2 separate regions of the Homo sapiens genome follow, and region 2 is linked to region 1. The links are chromatin contacts, found by Hi-C or POLR2A ChIA-PET in ENCODE. All regions are on one chromosome and are shown on one strand. The core of a region is the stretch at or near the end of the contact, and the rest is flanking DNA. Distances in the headings are between cores, read along the strand shown. Region 1 holds the start of ZNF774 (zinc finger protein 774). Region 2 holds the start of VPS33B (VPS33B late endosome and lysosome associated).

Region 1 (3,252 bases), core at 674-3,173:
TGGCTTGCAGATTTGGTGTCAACCTCAAGGGACAGATTATACAGAACCCCAAAGGGAACTGTGTTGGATACCATTCTATTTCAAGATCTTAATGGAGTCAGAAATAAGACTGAAAAAGACATTTTTTTTTTAAAAAAAAGAAGACATGGATAGGTTGTAAAAATAAGTGAAAGTGGGAATAAGCACAAAACACAACTCTTAGGGGCTGAAACCAATCATTAATATATTAATAAATCGACAGCAATATCATGAAAAACATTACTTTTTGGAGGATAGTCAAGAGTGAATTACTGGATGGATCAGTCATTTATTCAACAATTAATATGTTGCCAGGCATAGGAGTCACATAGAAATTAAGATAATGTTTTTTCCCTTAAAAAGTTTCCAATAAACCAGCCTCAGCAACATATTGAGACCTCTTTCTCTACAAAGAACTTTTAAAAATCAGCCAGGCATGGTGGCATGCACTTGTGGTCCCAGCTACTCAGGAGGCTGAAGTGGGAGGATCACTTCAGCCCAGGAGTTCCAGGCTGCAGTGAGCTATGATGGCGCCACTGCACCCCAGCCTAGCAACAGAGTGAGCCCCTGTCTCTCCCTTAAAAAAAAAAAAAATGCAGCCAGCATGACCACCCACTACAAAGAATATTGCATTTCAAGGGAGGAAGGACCAGACTGTGGTGAAGAAGTTTTACTCTTTCACATCTTTTGTCCCACTACAAATCACCTATTTACTACTGGAACACACACACACACACACACACACACACACACACACACACACTTTTGGGGGAAATATTTTTGTATTTACAGACATTATTATTGGTCATTTATAAAGTATTGAGTTTTTAAGGATCTAAAAACCATCTCTCTGGTTTAAAACTTTAACAAACAACAATAATGTAATTAGAAAGTAAAAATTGTAATAAGAGTTTTCAGTATTGGCCAGGTGCTGTGGCTCATGACTGTAATCCCAGCACTTTGGGAAGACGAGACGGGCGGATCACCTGGGGTCAGGAGTTCGAGATCAGCCTGGCCAACATGGTGAAACCCTGTCTCTACTAAGAATACAAAATTAGCCGGGTGTGGTGGCACACGCCTGTAATCCCAACTACTTGGGAGGCTGAGGCAGGAGAATCGCCTGAACCCGGGAGGTGGAGACTGCAGTGAAAGGAGATAGCGCCATTGCATTCCAGCCTGGGCAACAAGAGCGAAATTCCGTCTAAAAAAAAAAAAGAGTTTTGAGTATAATTTTTATTTCTACATTCATTACAAAACACAGCTGCAGGGCCCACTTGCTGGAGACAGCGCCACTGAGGAGGGGAGACGTCTTAGCCACGGTTATAGAAACCCTGTTTCCCAGCCCGTCCCTTTCCCCATGCACAGGTGACCTCAAAGGCCCCACAGCGCTGAGGGGCTGTGACTAAGTGCCACTGTGAGAAGCTCCAGTGCGTTCACCGGGTTTATTAATAGGAACATGACTGCACGCGTGGGGCCGAACCCCGTTCTTCTTCTCGGTGCTCGCGCCCTAACCGGGGTGCGGCGGTCAGAGGGTCACAGATCAGCTGAAACCCTGGGACCACCATCGAGAAGCAAGAAAACTGATTAAGAGAATGACTTATCCCGCCGACGGTATAGAGACCACAGCTACCTCTCCCACAGCCCAGCAAGACCCGGGGGCTCCCAAAGGCCAGCGCGGGAACCCCGCTGAGAAAACGTCTGGGTGGCGGGCAAGCCCCCTCCACGCCCCTCAGCAGCGCGCCGCTGCCGCCGCGGTCTCCCTCCTTGAATCACTCACCGCCCCAGGGCCCAGCCGGGGATGGAGCAGGAAGTGAGTCCTCCACCGCCGAGCCGCACCCGGCCCGCAACCCCGAGGCTGTGCCTCCCAGAACCCGACCGGGATTCGTGACAGGGCTGTGGGGACACAGGTGGGACTCCGGCTTCGACAGCCAGCGGCCGGAAAGTACCGCCCCCATCCTCTTGCTATTGGCTTTTCAGTTTCCATGGCTAGAATTTTTCTCTGTCCATAGGCTGATAGAGCTGTCAATTATCGCCTAGCCTTCTGGGAAACGTAGTCCCGAGCAAGACCTCAAAGGACTCGGAGCCGTGGATGTCCAGTTCCAAGCGTTGGAAAGTGCTAAACCCAATTCCCCAGCTACCGGTCCCCCGGAACCGCCTGTTTGGAGCCGAGGGATCTAAATGCTGTATCCTCACTGTGGCATCTGCAGATGTGAATCTCCTGGCCTCACCCACCTACCGCGGAGCAGCCTGGTGCCCACCATGAGGTCTCCCGCGCTCTGGCACTTCGCCCCTCCCCAGCGCAGAGCAGCTCAGCCCTCGGGCCTTTGCGGCCTCTCTTCTGCCCAGTCTTCCACCTCATCCCCGGCGGCCGGAGCCTGCAGGGTGTTTGCGGAGGCCAGGTCCCAGACCAACTCAAACTGGACATTGGAAAGGCCCAGCAGAAGCCCTTAGTAGAAAACAGACATTCCGCATCCTTCCCTTGGCATCAAACTCCCAGGCACATCCCCTTTCCGTCTGGTTGATAGCCAGAGGAGGCGGGCGAGGGCATCAAGTATTCTGGGAAATGTGATATCGGGCTTCAAACTGGGGAGGCTCCTGGGTCTCATGTGAGAGCCAGTGATCACTTTGGGTCGGCCCCTAGCTAAAAAACAACAAAGTCTTTCCTTAAAGTGAAGAAAATGTGCCTGTCTACTCCGTTTGTTGATTCAGTGCAATTTAGAAAAATAAAAGAACATTTTGTGATGTATTATAAAACGCTTAGAATTACCAGCCATAGAGTTTTTTTTTTTTTTTTTTTTTAGACGGAGTCTCGCTCTGTCGCCCAGGCTAGAGTGCAGTGGCACGATCTCGGCTCACTGCGAGTTCTGCCTCCCAGGTTCACACCATTCTCCTGCCTTAGCCTCCCGAGTAGCTGGGACTACAGGCGCCCGCCACCACACCCGGCTAATTTTTTGTATTTTTAGTAGAGACGGGGTTTCACCATGTTAGCCAGGATGATCTCCATCTCCTGACCTCGTGATCCGCCCGCCTCGGCTTCCTAAAGTGCTGGGATTACAGGCGTGAGCCACCGTGCCCGGCCCGAGTTAATGTTGAAGATCCCTTTGATGCTAATTCCACCATTCCTTCAACAAAAATAAGGTGCATTTTCCAGTGGATATTTATTGGGAACATTCTGTTCTCAAGATCGTTCTGGGGGCAGGGCGTGGTGGCTCACGCCTGTAATCCCAGCACTTT
Region 2 (3,225 bases), core at 458-2,957, 670 kb before region 1:
CACCTGAGGTCAGGAGTTCAAGACCAGCCTGACCAACATGGAGAAACTCTGTCTCTACTAAAAATACAAAATTAGCTGGGTGCGTGGCACATGCCTGTAATCCCAGCTACTCAGGAGGCTGCAGCAGGAGAAACGCTTGAACCTGGGAGGTGGAGGTTGCAGTGAGCTGAGATCGTGCCATTGCACTCCAGCCTGAGCAACAAGAGCGAAACTCCATCTCAAAAAAAAAAGAGACAGAACATATCACTGCACTCCAGCCTGGGTGATAGATAAAGCCAGACCTTGTCTCAAAAAAAAAAAAAGAAAAGAAAAAACAAACGGTGTCTCACTCTGTTGCCCAGGCTGGGGTGCTGTAGCATGATCGTAGCGCACTGCAGCCTCAAACTCCTGGGCTCAAGTGATCCTCCTGCCTCAGCCTCCCAAGTATCGAGATTAAAGGTGCCCACCACCATGCCTGGCTATTTTTTATGTGTTGTAGTTGACCAATCTTATCTCAAACTCCTGGCCTCAAGCAACCCCCCGACCCCGACCTGGACCTCCCAAAGTGGTGGGAATTAGAGACATGAACCATTACTCCTGGCCAAATTATTTCACCTGTAAAAACTTCAGTATGTATCTCAAAGAGATAAGGACTTGTTTTTAACAGAAATACAAGCCTGTATGACATAGAAATACAAAAAATAATAATAACATAGAAATACAATACCTGGCCCAACGTTGTGGCTCACGCCTGTAATCCCAGCACTTTGGGAGGCCAAGGCAGGCGGATCACTTGAGGTCAGGAGTTCGAGATCAGCCTGGCCAACATAATGAAACCCCGTCTCTACCAAAAATACAAAAATTAGCCGGGCATGGTGGCACTCGCCTGTAATCCCAGTCTACTCGGGAGACTGAGGCAGGAGAATCTCTTGAACCTGGGGCGGCAGGGGGGTTGTGGCGCGGAGCTTGCAGTGAGCCGAGCTCCTCCACTAGGCAAAAGGGCGAGACTCTGTCAGGAAAAAAAAGAGAAGAAAAGAAATACAATACCCGAAAAGTTTTAGTAATTCCTTAAATCAGTTATCTTTGAATTATTATCCAAAAAAGATCCACACATTGAAACATTTTGTTGATACATCTCTTAAATCTCTTTTATTCTGAAGTGTTTTCCCCTCCCACATTTCCCACTTTGCCATTTTTTTGAAGACGACAGATCATTTGTCCCATATAATTTCCTACATTTTGGATATGGTTGATTTCATACCTTTGGTGTCTTAACATATTCCTGCTAATCTCTATATAGCCTATAAACTGGTAGTTAGATCTTGAGGCTTGATTAGGTTCAATTTTTGGCAATAGGTGATGCTCTGTATTTCCTATGCATCTCACCAGGAAATGATATGATGGTATGATTGATCAGAGTTGAGGTATTGTTAGCTAGCCTGATGCATTCATTATGTCTTTTTTTTTTTTTTTTTTTTTTTTTTTGAGGCAAGGTCTAGCTTTGTTGCCCAGGCTGGGGTGCAGTAGCGCGATCGCAGTTCACTGCAACCTCCGCCTCCCTGACTCGAGCGATTCTCCCACCTCAGCCTCTGGAGTGCTGCGACCCCAGGCGCCGCCACCTAATTAATAGACGCGTTGCCTCCGTTTTTCAAATGTCCCTTTCAGGACGCCGTCCCCTTCCTGGTACGCGAAGCGCTGGGAGCGAAAGGGACTTCCGGGAGATCTAGGAAGTCGCTTCTTTTTCTGGTAGAAGGCGGGGTTCTCCTCGTACGCTGCGGAGTCTCTGCGGGGTGTAGACCGGAATCCTGCTGACGGGCAGAGTGGATCAGGGAGGGAGGGTCGAGACACGGTGGCTGCAGGTCTGAGACAAGGCTGCTCCGAGGTAGTAGCTCTCTTGCCTGGAGGTGGCCATTCATTCCTGGAGTGCTGCTGAGGAGCGAGGGCCCATCTGGGGTCTCTGGAAGTCGGTGCCCAGGCCTGAAGGATAGCCCCCCTTGCGCTTCCCTGGGCTGCGGCCGGCCTTCTCAGAACGAAGGGCGTCCTTCCACCCCGCGGCGCAGGTGACCGCTGCCATGGCTTTTCCCCATCGGCCGGACGCCCCTGAGCTGCCTGACTTCTCCATGCTGAAGAGGCTGGCTCGAGACCAGCTCATCTATCTGCTGGAGCAGGTCAGTGCTTGCCTGACGCCTTTATCGCATCTACAGTTTAGCACTCATTGGATGCACATTTCTTCCTTGCCGTGCCCCTTTGATCTTGTTCTTGGCCCCTGGTATTGTCCTTGGCGCTTCCCCAGCAGGTCCAGAATGAATCCAGGGAGTAGTAAGAGCTGTTTGGAACCTGGCCAGAGAGTTAATGGAAATCACCCCCCAACCCCGCATACAGGCAAGGGAGACACCATTAGTGCCAGGCATCCCTAGGGACGGAAAGATGGTTAAGACATCTTTGCCATTAGGGATCTTACCACTCCAGTAGGAGCTGTATGAAGCACAAATTATCACACACAGGTGGTAAATGAGTGATAGAGCTAGTGTACCCGAAGAGTTCACAGTAAGTGATCATTTCTAGTTGGGGTGATGATCTAGGAGCTTCAAGGAAGTGAGTGTGAGTAATAAGCATATTTTCTTTGGAGACTAAGCATGCTCCAGGCAGATAGATTGGTAGGAGCAAAGTTGGCAAACCAGGGAAAGACAAGGCATGTAAGGGAAGACACCCATCAGCAGTTACACAGTAGCCACTGAAAAAAATTTTTTTTCCATTTGTGGCATGAGACAATACTTGATGATTCTAATAGTGATGTGTGTGGTGGCGTAAATGGGCAACAAGAAGGCCAGTTAGGAGACCGTAGATCAGACAAGAAATAAAGGCCCACACAAAATTGGTAGCAGTGGGAATGAAGGAAAGTGATGGATTTTTAAGTTATGGTGAAAGAAAACTCAAAGACTTACTGATTGGTTATAAATGTTGAAGGAGAAGCAAAAATGAGTGAGATTTTTAACCTGGGTTATTAGGAAAATAATACTGCCACTGTGATTTTAATGGATTACTTGTGTAATCATTTAGTTATTCATTTTATGTCTGTATTCCTCATTAGACTGGAAGGTGGGCAGGGATCATGTTTGTTTTGTTCAACACTACCTAGTGAGTACCTAGCTTAGAGTCAAGCACACACCATGTGCTTAATAAATATTTGTTGTATTAACATTGAATAGAAATGAGAAAAATAATTAGAAAAAGGAACAGGTTTGA

Evidence for each region. Hi-C counts contacts between places; a loop is a spot of excess contacts on that map. ChIA-PET counts read pairs that join two places held with the same protein, here RNA polymerase II (POLR2A). Pooled maps may share reads with other maps.
Region 2: a map with no recorded cell type shows a loop between it and region 1 (12-fold over the local background). The contact joins the promoter of VPS33B here to the promoter of ZNF774 in region 1. A Hi-C loop is called at or near these places in 1 of 37 single-sample maps with no recorded cell type and 7 of 50 pooled maps. POLR2A ChIA-PET finds 5 or more read pairs at or near these places in 2 of 52 experiments (AG04449 and activated T-cell).

The regions. Positions count from the first base shown.
Region 1 is chr15:90,350,955-90,354,206 of GRCh38, reverse strand. ZNF774 (zinc finger protein 774) reads right to left here and starts at 1,923. Exons shown (of 4, transcript NM_001004309.3): 1 at 1,796-1,923.
Region 2 is chr15:91,021,076-91,024,300 of GRCh38, reverse strand. VPS33B (VPS33B late endosome and lysosome associated) reads left to right here and starts at 1,707. Exons shown (of 23, transcript NM_018668.5): 1 at 1,707-2,147. The coding sequence starts at 2,052. VPS33B-DT (VPS33B divergent transcript) reads right to left here and starts at 1,679. Exons shown (of 4, transcript NR_110104.1): 1 at 1,561-1,679; 2 at 330-988. RefSeq lists enhancers at 1,743-2,152, 2,007-2,623.